3 separate regions of the Mus musculus genome follow, and regions 2 and 3 are each linked to region 1. The links are chromatin loops, found by intact Hi-C in ENCODE. Cell type or tissue: left cerebral cortex. All regions are shown on one strand.

Region 1 (5,000 bases):
TGTCAGCTGCCCTCTTGTTGTCAAGATCACCCTACACGTCCCTGAGCACTTGATCGCTGATGGTGAGCTCAGTCTGCCAAGGATGGAACCACTCCGTCAGTAGTTGGTGGTTTTCAAGCTGGGCAAAAGATGGAGAAACCAAGGGTCACTATGGTGGGGAGGAGGGACATGCCCGAAAATGTAAGATAGAGGTTATGGCTAGATTGTACACAGATGTTTGCAGAAATTGAGCAAATGAAAAACGTGACAGGTCATCTCCAATACTCGATGCACATCGTCTGTAAGTAATCTTCTATTTGTAGAGAAATGCAAAGCACAGTGGCTATAGATGTGTAGACATCATGGTCTTTTTACCATTTGGGGGAAGAAAAGCTAACAGGACAGTAGAGGTGTTTAAGGATCGGCCATGCTTTGATTTGTTTGGTCCAGGTGATAGACAGTTAACTGCATTCACTTGTTATAAGTCTACACCTCAAAAGTAATAATTTACCTTTATGCAAGCGGACCCAAAATGATAAGTGACTCCCATAGGTTCTGAGAGTCCCTGAATCATTCAGTCCTACAGCGTCTAATTGACTTGTTAGTATCTATTCTCTTTGTTGCTGCAAGGCTGGAAACAGGTGGGGAGTGAGTGTTCATAGTGCTATTTCATAGGAGGTGAAGACAGGTGGCGCATCCTTGTTACGTGGATCAGTGCCAATGCCTTGTGGCTAGGTCTGATGGAGCCATGCCATGGCCACCACAGAGCCACTCTGTCCCTCTCTCCCTTAGGAACACTCCTGCAATATGATATGAGGCATGGCAGTAGGCAATGATATGGCTGGAAGGGTTAACGTCCTGGCTTCACAGCAATCAATATGACTGCAGGACCTCCATCTGCCATTCCCTTGTGCTGGTACTAATGGTAGGCTAGGATTGGTGGAAGTAATGATACTGAATTAGGATGTGCCCTGCCTCTGGTGACTTGTGCCCCTGTATTGTGTGTGCCTCTGCAGCCATGCTTCTTCTCTGTCACCCGTAGGGAGCCGCTTCATCCTGCTGGAGGGGAGCCAGCTGGATGCCAGTGACTGGCTGAACCCTGCCCAAGTGGTTCTCTTCTCTCAGCAGAACTCCAGCGGGCCCTGGGCCATGGACCTCTGTGCCCGGCGGCTCCTGGACCCTTGTGAACACCAATGTGACCCCGAAACTGGTAGGCGGGAGCACCGGGCAGCGGGTAACTGTCAGAGAGAGCGCATGCCTTTTGCAATCATTCTCTTGCGATTCAGACCATCTCACCCAATTCCGCTGTCCCTTTTTCATCTCAAGCGTGGACCATGCATGCATAGCACCATGTGGTTGAGTCACTGAGCATAAAAACATGCAATAGTCTGACAGAAGTCTGGGTAGGATCTTAACCACAGCCTTACTCTGCAAAGGCCAGTTTGGAATAACTTCTGCAGTCCATTTTGTCATTCTTTAGCTACTGTGACTATCCATTTATAATTGCAAAATTAATCCAGGTTTAGTATAAAAAATAGTATAGAAAAAAAAAGATAAACGTCTATATTTCTGTCTCCTATTTCTGACTCTTCATGTCCTTTCTTTCCATTACTAGTCTAGGCATAATTTTTTAAAGGTTTCCTGGAAGCATGGGAAGTCTAGTTGAGTTTTCCTGAATTTGTTTCCTTAATATTCTATAAGACTTTCCATAATCAAAATTCTCAGTAACATTTTAATGGTCATTTGCTATTATATCATACATCTGTACCATAGCTCATTTAAACAGTCCTGTTGCTTTGAATTTAGAAGGCTTTAGATTCTTTTTTATTTTTATAAATACTATTAAGACAAACCTCTCAACAACAAAAACAAGTGGGGCACATAGGAACTTATTTTTCTTCCAATGAACTTTAGGGATCGATCACTACCCAAAGGCGGTTGATATATTTTAGTGTGTGACTCTATCACACAAGACTAGGGTAGTTCTGAGTGAGGCCCAGATTCATGTATTGTGAAGTGGAGTGACTGCCTTACTCCTAGAGTGTTGTATACCCACGACCCCAGGTCTCTCTGCCAAGTAGATTTGCACTTTTGTGGTACGAAGGGTGTGTACTCTTCTTGTTACCATGACAGAATATTGAACAGAAACAAGTTAGAGGATGAAGGATCTATTTCGGCCCATGGTTGAAGGAAACACAGTCCATCCTGGCAGGGAAGGCATGGCATATAGGGTTCTATATGGTGGGAAGATGGCTTATTAAATCTTTATGGACCAGAGAGCCTAGCTGAAAGTGGAACTGGCCTAGATGCTTTAAGCCTTACCTCTCTCTACTCCTATGGCATTATACCTGCCAGCTAACCCTCAAGTCCAAAAGTGGCCTTCCAGTGCCACCAACTGGGGACCAAGTAGTTGACAAAATTTCACATTTAAACCATAGTAAAAGGTTCATATATAATAGCCACTACAAAAAAAAAAAAAAAATTCAGGAGCTAGAGCATCACTGGTGAAGCCCTACTGGAGAAGAAGTGTAGCACTATAGAACAAAGGAAGAGGTCATGAACCAAATCCTCAAGATCTTTGTCATGTGTAACTCCTGAGCCAGGCTGGGGATGGGGTGGATCTTCAGAAAGTTCAGTTCAGAAAGGTCTTTCTACAGATGTAGCCTAAGACCATATGATCTGTATTTAGTTGTAATCCATTATTAAATCCCTTTGAGAAACTAGCAGGTAACTGTGACATCTAAAGTTCACATTCTGAGGTTTCAAACTTATTTTTTTACGTGGGCCCATCACAGGGATTCTAGGTCCCCATATGGAAGAGAAAGTACAGCACTTTCCACATCTGATGTCTAAGACGGTGCTTGCTTGCTGTCCCTCCTACGCTGTCAGGCAAACACCAAACCAAACAGATGGGCTGTGCACTATGCCCAAAAGCACTGTGCTTGGAAGAAATTAAAAAGAGCTCATCTCAGAGGTGGGAACTCTCCATGTAGCAGAGCTGGTCTCTGGTACCCTCGTCCTCCAGCTGGTTAGGATTAGGAGGATTTGGGACAGTCTTAGATGTTAAACTCACTTCTGAGAGCAACACGATCTCCCGAGGATCTTACATGTTTCCTCTTGGCCTTGAAAGAAAACCAAGGCCTACAATTACATGTGGAAAGGAGGGAACTGCTGTTGTACACTTGGGAGGGTGAGACATGCTGCCTTCTTACTTTACACAACATTTAATTACCTGGGCCTGATTTGCCCAGAGTCCTGTGGATACTGATAAGGAGAGTTTTGTTTGTGTTTAGCCTATCATGAAGTCTGAACAAAAATAGGGTTGTTAAATGTAACTTGAACTGCTCAGGTATGCTGGGTCCGACATGTTTGTCATTCAACTCTTTAGGAGGTAACCTGGATTGAACATTCCTAGTGGGTGTGCCAGGAAGCTGGTTGTCTATAGAGAAGTCTGATATCTACCCTCTAGCCCTTTGCCGATGTCTAATTTCTAATCCTTCCTACAAAACGACTGTGGGAAGCCCCTCTCTTGCAAATGGTTTCCCGGTATCTCTAGCAACTAATGAACTTCCAACTGGAAAGTCACAAGGTATACTAAATATAAGAACACAAGCTCTGCAACAGAACTAAGGGACAACATCTTCACTTGGTACGGCAGCTGAGAAAGGATGCTGCGGAGCCGCATCTTCATTAATGCGGGGATTGGAACCCCGCCCACTTCTGTGCTGCTTCTCTCTGCACATGTGATGATGTGGTCATCCCACACGCTCATCACTAAGGAACTTTATCGCCTCCCACACTCCATCCTAGGAGCCTTTCTCTAAAGAGCTGAGTGTGGGAATTGGCTTCGAGTCAAGTCGACGTTATTTTTTGCAATCCTCCAGCTAGCTTCCTTGGAAATGTCAGCGTGTTGGGACATGTGCTTTCCCAGCCGAGCTGAGGGGTCTGCCCATATGGATTCACAGGGCTGTGCAAATGCACTTGTGTATTTTTTTTTCACACAGACACACGTACCCATAAACACACAAGCACACAAACACAGATGCTCAGGCACTGCGAAGGAGCAGCCTTTGGTGCCTGGAGCACTCCTTAGGCAGCTTTCCTAAAAGTGTCCCAAAGATAAGTATGTATTTACACATCAGCTGCACGGGACTCCACACTACCAGGTGTGAGAGATAGAAACATGGTCTTACTCCAGCAGATGCCCACATCCTCCTCCCCACAGTCTGATGATGTGTGATGTTGCATCGCACAGGAAGGTTAAATGGTGCATAGAATTGAAGTCACCTAATGACTGCTGTCACAAAAGCAAGATTACCCTAGATTATCTGGGTGTCCCAGTGCTCTGACAATACTTCTCAAAAGTAGAAGGGAAAATAGGTCAAAGTGCCAAGATGAAGGAATGATTCGTTAAGCTACTGTATACTTTAAAGATGGACAAGTCATGAACTAAGCATCCAGACAGCCTTTAAAGCAAGGGAGCAGGATCTCACTCTAGAAAGAAGCATAGCTCTGTAGAGACTTACTTTGTAGATACTTTAATCTTGGCCCCATAGAACCGACACTGGTCCCCTCTGGCCTATAATAAAGTGATGTTGCTTTAGGCATATGAGTTTGAGACTGGCTACAAATACATCAAAAGAAGGACAAAGCAGTTAAGGAAGAGAAACTTGTTATACTCCCTCTTCCTATACCCCCACCATAATTCTAGAACTTCTAAAGATGTGTGAGGGCCTGTGAAAAAATTGGGCCTGTAGGAAACTTGCTGGTTCATTCCATTTCCAGCCTTCCTCTCCACTTATATTCTAACACCATGTTACCTGGGAGGTACTGAGCTCAGAGACCAGCCTGGAGAAGAGCAAACCAAAACTGACAAATGTTCTTATAATCATCCCAGCTCCTCAGACCTTCTGCTTATATGTGGGCATGCCTGAGAAAGGAGAGACCTTCATACCTTTGTACTCTCTCCTAAGCATTGTGATTCTCTCCGACCAGGTTATCAACTTAGGACGAGTCGGTCC
Region 2 (5,000 bases), 110 kb before region 1:
ACCCCTTGACCTCTTACATGAACACTGGGGACCTAACTCAGTCCTCAGCTTTCAGAGCAGGCACCATCTTGACCAGGGGATCCTCTCAGCCCTCCCTCTCTAGTGTTTTTCAATAAACACCTTCAAATGCTTTGTGTGCTAGTATCATCCATATTCCCTGCTGATAGATGGAAGGCCAGTGTGCCATGCACGGGGGCGGGGGAGGCAGCATTCTATGGGACCACTGGCAATGCATGCATTTTAGGCAACATGCACTGGTATCCTTGGCTCCTTCCCTGAACCCTCATGAAAGAATGTGTTTCTTCACTCCTGACCAGCATGTGACACCTTGGTTAAGCTCAGCTGCCTGTGGTGACAGTGAGAGAGGCAGAAGCAGTTGTGCCAGGCATTCATTGGAGAGTGGAGAGATGCCCTGGCCTGGTACTTTAGTCAGAGTAATCCCTAGAGAGAAAAGGTTTGAGGGTTGCCGAAGGGGCAGCACACTAGCTCACTATCTCAAGGGTTCTTTCCTCTCTGTCTTTTCCATAATTTATTGCAAGCAGTTGAAGAGACCTTTTGGATCCTGAACATTTCTGCCACCAGTTCTTTGAAATAGGGTGGATGGTTCCCGTCACTTCCCTTTCGGGAAGGCAGTAGTCTGATGAGTTAGGTAATGTCTGGACAGAGCGCTGTCCACTGTGAGGTAAGGAGAGTAGAATGGCCTGATGTAAAAACTCGGGCAGTGACAGGAGGTGGGCCACCAGAATGGGTATTAGTTCCAGGCTCTGAGCTGATTTTGTTGCTGGGGAGTGATGTTGGTTGGGAGAAGAAAGAGAATGGGAGAGGTGGCGAATTTACTCCTTCGTGATGTCTCTCATCAGACACCTTCGACCTTGCAAGTTCAGATTCTGCCCTGCTGCCACATCTCAGCAGCAATCAAATATGTCGTTTGAATTGTCGCTGTTGAGCCCCATGGTCCCCAGGTAGTGCAGCTCATCAGGTTGACAAGAAGCAAAGGTAGTTCTACTCTCTGGGCTTTTTTGCAGGTGCCATCATCACATTCAACCTCTTGAAGAACAGAAGAGATGTGGCTTGTGTCACTTGTGACTCATGTCTCTCATCAGTACCCATCTCTGGCCATCCATGTTAACTTACTGGGTCCCTTGGTAGCACAGGGTTTATCTTCATTCTTATCTTGTTGTGTTTCATTTTTAAACCACTTTGGCAAGAGGAGAATGGGATTTGGCAACTAACAGTAGGATTCCCATTGATCTCTCTTTTAACCCCATAACCCCAAAGTGCTCCAGGTAGCCACAGCACTCTCCTGTCGGTGTTTATGCATTCTGCCAGAGCCAAGAGATGAAGCTGCCAGGTTTACACTAAGTGAGTCAGGAGGGCTTTTCTTTCCTTTGCCTTTTTTTTGTGCTGCCTGCTCAGTTGCCATCAGTGCTTCCTCAGCTCAGGCGCTTGGTCCTGGGAACCTCTGTTCCTGGCTAATCTGCTATCCTGCTGCACTACAAATAAATCTAAGATGCTGGAGAGGAACATGATGTATTCTCAGCATGGAGGTCTGTCATCAGCAAGTCCCTCACTCAGTGTGGGAGCCCAAGGGAGCTCAGAAGAAGAGAAGAGAGAGGTGGTAGAAAGTGACCTTCAGGGATCACCCCTTTAGTGTACTAGGATGCTACATCCCCTAATGCTTATACTAAACATCAAAAGCTACAAAGGGGACACATAGGTGTTATCTCTGCCCTTCATTTAAATGGAGAAACCTCAGGCTTTAGGATTGTAGCTTCCTCATCAACATACAATCATCAACACACAGCTTTTGTTCTAAGGTTTGTTTTGACTTTTTTTTAAAATAGAATTTCACTAGGTAGCTAAGGCTAGCCTTGAGCTCACAATCTTCTTGCATCTTACTTCTGAGGGCTAGGATGGCCCACCAAATATGGGCCACCAAACCTTTTTGTTTGTTTTTTTGTTGTTTAAGTAAACTCAATCCTAGGACTGTCTAGTTTTAAGTACCACTTCTTTCCCATGAAATGAGGTTTTTGTTGTCTTTGTTTGCTGTGTGTGTGTGTGTGTGTGTGTGTGTGTGTGTGTACCTTAAAGTTGCTCTGGGCATGTCCATCCATTTTCCCTTTTGAGTCAGAAAATGGAATCTGTGTGTCACTTGTTCAAGGTCACAGAGCTGATAGGAGGAGCAAGGCTTTCTTATCCCTTTACACTGCATCATTCCCAGGAAGCAGTCAGCAAGGCCTGTCTGCCCTTATAGGATGCTGGGTTTTGGTGGCACTACCTCTGAGGTTTTTAAAAATTCGAACTCTTTCATTGTCATCACAGAGTGCACATGTGCTTCCCATGATGTCTATAACAAGAAAACAGCAGTTAACGCAGCAGCAGATTAAACAAAACCAGACCCGACTGGTGGAGCATTTAATTCATATCCTGATTTGCATGAGCCGAAAATACTCCACACTGTGGGGAAGGGTCCGTTTCCAAGTCTCATCAGCACCCAGGCTAAGTCACAGGCTCAGGGACAATTGGGAGTTGGGTGGGGGAGACTGTGAAGTTGGAGGAGCTGAGCTCAGTTCTGAAGGGGTGGGGTGGGTGGGTGGGAGAAACCTTGTTGAAGAATCCTGCCAGAAAAAAGGACCACGTGCTCAGGAATGTCTCCACAAGATGCAGCCCGAGTGTTGTCATTTGGTGGGCACCCTCTTTCTTATGACTGAATGTGTCCCCTGGGTTTTTTTTTTCCTGTAGATTCCAGCAGCTAGTAGAAAAGCTGAGGTAAACATCAGCTTAGTCAGAAAGACAGAGACAGGCTGCTTGAGTGAGATAGGAAGGGTGCAAACTCATTACAGAAGAAAAGTGCCGTCTTTCTGCAATGGAGGGCTCTCCTTGTGTCTGGGAGTCATGAATATTGCATCAAAAGAATAAGCTTATTTAAGAGAAGGAAAAAGAAACGCAGAAGCTGGGAGAATTAAATAACTCTGGGGAACTAGCCTCAGGAAGGGCTTTTCAGTTTGATTGTGGAAGTGAGTTTCTGTCAGGTTTTGCCCTGGAAGTTTAGCTTTGTGTGAATCGAGATCAAGAGAACCCTCTTGGGACGCCTGAGGTCAGGAGAAAGCCATTAGTGGTGATATGGTAGGCAGGGGTCCCCACAATCAGTGGGGCTTCTCCATGAAGCTCCTCACTTTAAAATTTTATAGTGTTTTTATGTGAAAGCTTGCCAGGGAAGTGGCAGGACGCTTCCAGAGGAATATTGTTGCAGCTTGGCATTTAAATATGGGTGCTCCTTGAATTATGATGGACTTAGGTCCTGATAAATCCATCCTAAGTTGGAAGTATCATAATTTGAAGACGCATTGAATACATCTATCGGAACAGTATAGACTAGCGATACAATACATAGTCCCTTTTCATATGGGGAGGGAGAATCTCCTGTTTTCCCTTGTAATCTCCGGGCTGAGTGACAGCTGTGGTTCGCTGCTGTAACAACATCACAGGAGAGTATTGTATCATCTATCACCAGCCTAGGGAGAAATGAGAGTTCAAAATCTGAAGTATCATTCCCGTTGAATACATATTGTCTTCACACTATTATAAAGTGAAAACACACACAACTTGGGCTTCTATAAAAATGGGGACAATTTGTGTTTGAATGAGACATCAGTCACTTAACAAGCACATCTCTTAGGGATGATCTAGTGTGATACACGAGAGCTCTGTTCCCCACCTGTCCTAGGATGCTGCTGCTGCTTGTGCAGAGTGGAGCCGATAACCACCAGCAAAATATCGTCGCTGAGAATGAGGAAGGGGCTCTTGCCTGCGTTCTCTGTCAGGCTCTGAAACAGACCCTCTGGGAGAGTATCTAACAGGACACCTATCTTTCATGTGAAAGTATAAGGGGTGTTTGCCATCTTCTTCCCAAACCTGTCTTGTTCCATGCCCTGATTTTGTAGGACTAAGTGGATGCCTTTGCCTACATACAGTGATCAAGGAGAGGGAGGATGCTGTGATGGTCAATATGGACTGTCGATTTTAAAGGAATAAGAATCAGTTAGGAGACAAAGTTCTAAGCATACCTGTTAGGGATTTTTTACACTACATTGAGTATGGTGGGAAGACTCATCATTCATGTTGATGGGACCATTCCATGGACTGCAGTCCTGGCCCAGATGACAAAGAGAAAATCAAGTGAGTGCCAGAATTCATCTCTTCCTGGTTTCTGAATGTAGACACAGGGTAGCTACCTCACATCCCTACTGCCATGGTATCCTTGCCAGGATGGACAAAACTGTGAGCCAGAATAAACTTCCTTTCCTTCAGGTGCTTTTGTGAGTGCATTTCCTGGCAGTGTCAAGAAAAATAAGAAGTATGTCCATCAGCAGATATACTTGGGACAGTTCTGTGCAATGGTGAGGATGAAGCAAAGAGAAGAAAGAGTAATGATACCAGCAAGAACAAAACAAAACAAAACAAAACAAAACAAAACAAAACAAATGGCAAGAAGAGAAAGGGAGAAGAAAGAAACAGAGAGGCATTAAACACAGTCCAGAAACAAACCTATGCTGCTCTGTATGGGCAAATCCATTGCAGGCGTGATATGGAGTTCCAAGAGAGCTGGCTTCTGAGACTTAGCTCATTTCAACTTTCAAGTTGCTGGAAAGGAAGAGTGGTTGGGGAGGAAAGAAAGAAAGAAGGAGGAGGAACCAAAATATCCTTAGAATTTCTGCAGCTTCTTTTGAGTTGAGAAGGGCTCTTTAGCCAGAGCCTCCATCCAGAACCTTGTTACCATGGCAACCGACTTGCAGCCTACAAGGCTGTGACAGCCCACTCTGGAGTTAGTGCTGCTGAACCAGAAAATGTTACAGGAGAAGTTCAGTTTCCTGGATTATTAGCATTAAAAAGATACACATAGAATTAAGGACTAATCTGCAAATTCACTAACAACTGCTGTTTTTCTCCCTTGACATTAACCATGGATTCTGGTCATTTATTTCATATCTACCAGGCAT
Region 3 (5,000 bases), 64 kb after region 1:
CATATCTGGTAATAAATAGCACATATTAGAAAGACTCACAAGCGAAGGGGGAATTTGGGTACCAGCCATGAACTATTGAATTTTCATAAAATTTAATTCACACCAGGCCTTTTCTGGAACATAAGCTTATTTCCAATTTAGATCTTATTGTTCATTCTGGTAGTCAGTTTGTCCTTCACTTAACACACATTTACCACGTACCTACTTAGAGTCAGAGATTGCGTTGTTTGGCCTAGCAGCACAGACGTTTGTCTTCTTCTATGAGCAAGCCCACATTTGGAGGAATTGAACAGACCTTCACGGGGGAGATTGTCCCCAAGAATGACCTCAGTCCCTGCATGCCATTGCTACAGGGATGGAGAGCCACGGAGGCCAGGTGGAAAACTTGTTTCTTTGTTACCGCAGTAACACAGCTGCCTGAGGATCCTTTAACGCTACCTTTTCTGACCCCTTTGCTGTCAGTCACATGGACTCGTGTGTTGATTTTGCCCCTGTATCTGCATCGTTGAGCCCATTACCACATACATGCAGCTTGTGCCATTTGCCTTCATGAGTTAGGACGGACACAATCACAGTTCACATTTACATAACCACTTCCATACATGGCCTTTCCTTACCCTCCAGTCTCCAGACCAGAGCAGGTTAGGTCAAGTTCATGACACTGGCTACAGTCTGCTTTTGAATGTGGGTGCTCTATGAGAAATCAACAATATTCCTTGGTCTTAAATTTTCTGACAATGATTTTTTTGTTTGGATGACTTGCCCTTCATTTTCTTATTGCTCAACTTCCAGGACCATTGTAGGTAACACAAATGAGGTAAGGGGAAATCAGGAGAAATTTTATTGATTAGCATAGATAAGTTCTCCGTTTTCTACAAATTTAAAGTTAACACTAGTGACCAAAGGTTCTGGTTAAAGTTCTGATCTCTATTAGATCAGAACTTGCATATGAAAATGTTCCAACTCCACAAGCATCATATTTTTTAAGCTTGTACTGGCTGCCGAGTGGATACAACAGCCATGAACTACAGAGGGAGCAGGTGTGTGCTTTAATCCATGACTTCACCACCTCAGGAGCCAGTGGGATGATCAATATGTTATTAACAATTTTGGTCCCTAACATGACAATGACCCTATTCTCAAATGAATACAATAGGTTTGCTTCACTTGCTTTGAATCACTTTTAAATTAAAACCATTCTCGCGTCTAAGTCAACCATTGACCAGTGGCAATTCCAGGAAAAGTTTGATCTGGTCAGTGGGGAAAATAGGTTATTTATTTGCTGTTGTACTAATTCATAATTTTATTCTCATCAATTTCAAGCCACTGCATATTTCTCTCACCTGTGAAATAGAACTAAAATTCTGGCATTCAAATCTTTCTGCCATTGAGTGTTGATATTCACCTGTTAAATAAGTTGTTATTTTCCTATGAAATTTTCTATTTGTGGTCAAATCTACCTTCTACGGTACCCAATCCACTATATTCAATATTTTCTCATACTCTAGTCACTCAGTAAGATTGAATCTTTTCCTCATAATATAAACATTGAACATTTCCATGGTCCTGATCATATCTCCATATCTGTAATCTCTTGAGCATCCATCATTTCAATGCATGATTTCAGATGCTGTAGGCATGATCTTGATAGGCTTGATAAAGAGGCTTCCTGCCTTTAAGTTTCCAGACTCATCCAAGAGGTGACCTTTTATCTCTGACCCTATGTGATAATTCCCAGGCTCTACAAACCAGTTTATTCAAAAGTTCTGGGAGTTATGCTCAGGAACATATCATGGTAAACTTCATCTACAGCCATGTTGAGAAACATTGCTATAAAACTTTACTCTACTGATTCACAATGAATGACCACAGTAATTAATTGTCAATAAATTTATCTCATATTTATTTTTAACTTAGCTACTTGCTTCTGAATGAGGTGGTTGTTTTTTGGAGGAAAGATGTTGCATACAGAGCTTTAAAGATTGGATATAGTTTTGAAAATATAGTAGGCCTTTGGTAGCTATATATAGGTACTCAATTTAGATATCTCCCAAGCTCTTGAAATCAGACTAGGAAAAGATATGGATGGTGAACCCCACTTTGAAAACCACCAATCCCAAAAGGGTCCTGATTCAGCCAGCTGAGTTTTCACATCAAAGACATTCTTATAGTGACTCAGTGTGAAGAGTCACCCAGTCCACTGGACTCTCTCTCTCTCTCTCTCTCTCTCTCTCTCTCTCTGTGTGTGTGTGTGTGTGTGTGTGAGAGAGAGAGAGAGAGAGAGAGAGAGAGAGAGAGAGAGAGAGAGAGAGACCTTCTCTTCAAATGTGTATGGTGTCCCTGAGAATACCTTCTTCTTGACCCAGAAAAACCTAACCTAGGGAAGGGTGGAGATGCCAAATCAAGAGCTATTATGTTTCCCCACATTGTATTTTGCACCAAAGCTAGAGAGACAGCAGGCTTATTCTATCTGACACTGGAAAATGAGGGTTTGCCTCTGGACAGAAATTTCTATCTGGGTTTCAAGAGGACTGTGAAGCATAAGGCTGAGTCCTCACCAGCAGTGGTCACTCCCAGCTGTCTCTAGAGAACCAACGTGGGAGAGCAATCCAGATGCTTGCCTAGCTTCCACTGGCTGGTGTTTTAAAAGTCATTCCTGACAAATTTGCATGAATGAGGGACAGATGAGATTTCAGGACACAGCTTTTTTTTTTTTTTTCCAACAGCTTAGTCTATATTTGGTTTTTGGAGTTGTTCAGTACATTCTGCAGATGAAAGAAACTTTTAGAAATTCATATGCACAAGTCAGCATGGGCTGACAAGCTGCTGGGATCCATACCTGAAAAACTCCATCTTTCTTTCCTACAAAGGGTTGACCTTCAGAAGGTCACTGATAGCTTCATAGCATTAGATGCTGTATTGGTAAAATGGGGCCAAAGTACTTACTTGGGAGGGCTGTCTTGAGAATAAATCAGGAGCTCTGAAAAGTGACTTTTCTCCTTTCTTTCTTTCTCTCTCTCTCTCTTTCTTTCTTTCTTTCTTTCTTTCTTTCTTTCTTTCTTTCTTTCTTTCTTTTTCTCTCTCTTTTTCTCTCTTTCTTTCTTTCTTTCTTTCTCTCCCCCTCTCTCTCTTTCTTTCTTTCTTTCTTTCTTTCTTTCTTTCTTTCTTTCTTTCTTTCTTTCTTTCTTCCTTTCTCTTTTGTTTTTGAGATTTTTCAATACATGTTAGTTTCATTCCATATCAAACTTGCCTTTGCCTACTGGGTTTCACCTTGACCCTAGCACAGACCATTGTTTTGCAGTTCTTCTTCTCATGGAAAAATAATGTCTTGGTCACTAGATCCATCAAAACTCAAAGGTTAGCTCACATCCTGTTTACCAGGAAGGATTAGCTTCGCCAAGGCATTCTTTAAATTTGAACATTTGAGGGTATGTCATCCAGACACTATTGAAAATGAAGGAAACAAAATATCCTATTGATTATTTAATGACTATTTGTGGAATGACTCCCTTAGTCTAGGAGTTGTGTTCATCTTCCTCTGCTACCCAAGGACACACTTTCTGCTCAGTGATGGTGAACCTGGAAAAACTGCCAGGCACAATTCCATGCATGAACTGCAGCAGAGATTCTGTAACGTAGAGAGAGAAGAGTCCCTTTTCTCTGCCTAAGTATTAAAGATCAGCCTTCTAGGACACTTTCTGGAAGGCTTTATGATGGCGAAGGATTGTCTAATTGACTCAGCTCAGGTAAAGAAAAGAGAAAATAGAATCTAGAAAGAAATAGTAATAGAATCAAAAGTAATGTGATTAAAAGAGTAAAGATTTCAGGAGCTGCCATCATATGGTATGGAGGGAACAAAAACACAAAGCAGGGTTGGGGCCAGAAAAAGCTAAAGATGTGATGACAGTGGCACATTCAGATTCTTCAACTTTTCACACACGGAAATGTGTTAAATAGTTTAAGTTGGGGCAAGTTATAGATGCCCCCCCCCACTTGGAACACTGTGAGATGGTTAGACAGGAACCCCATTCTTCCATAAAAATAATTAACCATCACAAATGTAACACAACTGCCAACTATTTCTTAAACCTTGTTACATTATTCAAGTAAAATTATTTTCAAATCAAAATAGAAGACAAAGCCAATGTCCAATGAACCACATTACTCCTGATGCCATTCAAACTTGTGGTTGTTCTTCTGAAATGGTATGTGTTAGTATTGTCCTTGTCCAAGCTGCCTGGTATACATGTCCACCTCAAGAATGTCCTTGATGAAATCATATAAATGCCTGAAGGTCATTTATTTTATTTATTTCAACCCACATTTATCCTTAACTCCCAGACTCAGGGCATCTCAGATCAGCCTGGTGTTGCCATATTGCCAAATGATGTGTGTGTGTGTGTGTGTGTGTGTGTGTGTGTGTGTGTGTGTGTGTGTGTAAGTGTGCTGCTGTGCCTTCAATAAATATTACTGATTGATTTCCTAGTGAATAGAGCAATAGTCTTTTGTACCACCTGCCAAGTCCTAGGCTTGACTGCTGCCTCATAGGAAGAGGCAGGAAGATCTGAGAGCCTCCTACAGATTTAGAGCATCTCAGAGTTTCCTCAGAAGTGGAGAGGATTCAGAGGCATGGAGGACTAAGAAACAACAATATCGAAATGGAAGAAATAGCTCCAAATCAGGCCACCTGCCTCTCTCCCATAATCCTCTGTGCTGAAGCTGGAACGGATCTTCTCTTTCAGCAGCTCCGATGGCAAGAACTGTCATTCAGGTCATGGGAAGAAAACACATAGCTGTGCATTGGCTCTGTGGCCAGCACTCTGGCTGGGGCTACACACTTCATTTAAAACAAACAAACAAACAAACACAAAGGCACTAGTCTGATTTCCCAACATTTCAGGCAATGCAGAGAGCAGAGAAGACCGTGTGGGCTAGGGGAGAGCTGAGCAGGGCTTGGGATGTGGCTGTGACCAGCATGCTGACAGAGCTGGTGCAGAGGT

Evidence for each region. Peaks named below come from ENCODE experiments on the same cell type or tissue, not always from the same donor. Only the 100,000 strongest peaks of a DNase experiment are listed, where the experiment ranks them.
Region 2: a loop joins it to region 1, with 4 times the contacts of the local background. A loop is called at or near these places in 4 of 42 quality-filtered maps.
Region 3: it touches region 1 in a loop (5-fold over the local background); 2 of 42 quality-filtered maps call a loop at or near these places.

The regions. Positions count from the first base shown.
Region 1 is chr1:158,509,934-158,514,933 of GRCm38, forward strand. Astn1 (astrotactin 1) reads left to right here. Exons shown (of 23, transcript NM_007495.4): 6 at 1-62; 7 at 1,022-1,189. All of the region lies in intron 1 of Gm37679 (a long non-coding RNA gene), which reads right to left. Among named protein-coding and RNA genes, the nearest start is that of Mir488, 6.8 kb to the left of the region's middle. In left cerebral cortex, a CTCF peak has its summit at 2,378 (motif pointing left); DNase peaks (open chromatin) are centred at 745, 1,149, 2,368, 2,893 and 1 more place; H3K27ac peaks cover 4,134 bases.
Region 2 is chr1:158,403,591-158,408,590 of GRCm38, forward strand. All of the region lies in intron 1 of Astn1 (astrotactin 1), which reads left to right. Among named protein-coding and RNA genes, the nearest start is that of Astn1, 44 kb to the left of the region's middle. In left cerebral cortex, no CTCF peak of the experiment used is centred here; DNase peaks (open chromatin) are centred at 1,308, 2,637 and 4,753; H3K27ac peaks cover 3,136 bases.
Region 3 is chr1:158,573,577-158,578,576 of GRCm38, forward strand. The region is part of intron 9 of Astn1 (astrotactin 1); the gene reads left to right. Among named protein-coding and RNA genes, the nearest start is that of Gm37679, 22 kb to the left of the region's middle. In left cerebral cortex, no CTCF peak of the experiment used is centred here; DNase peaks (open chromatin) are centred at 2,619 and 4,657; H3K27ac peaks cover 629 bases.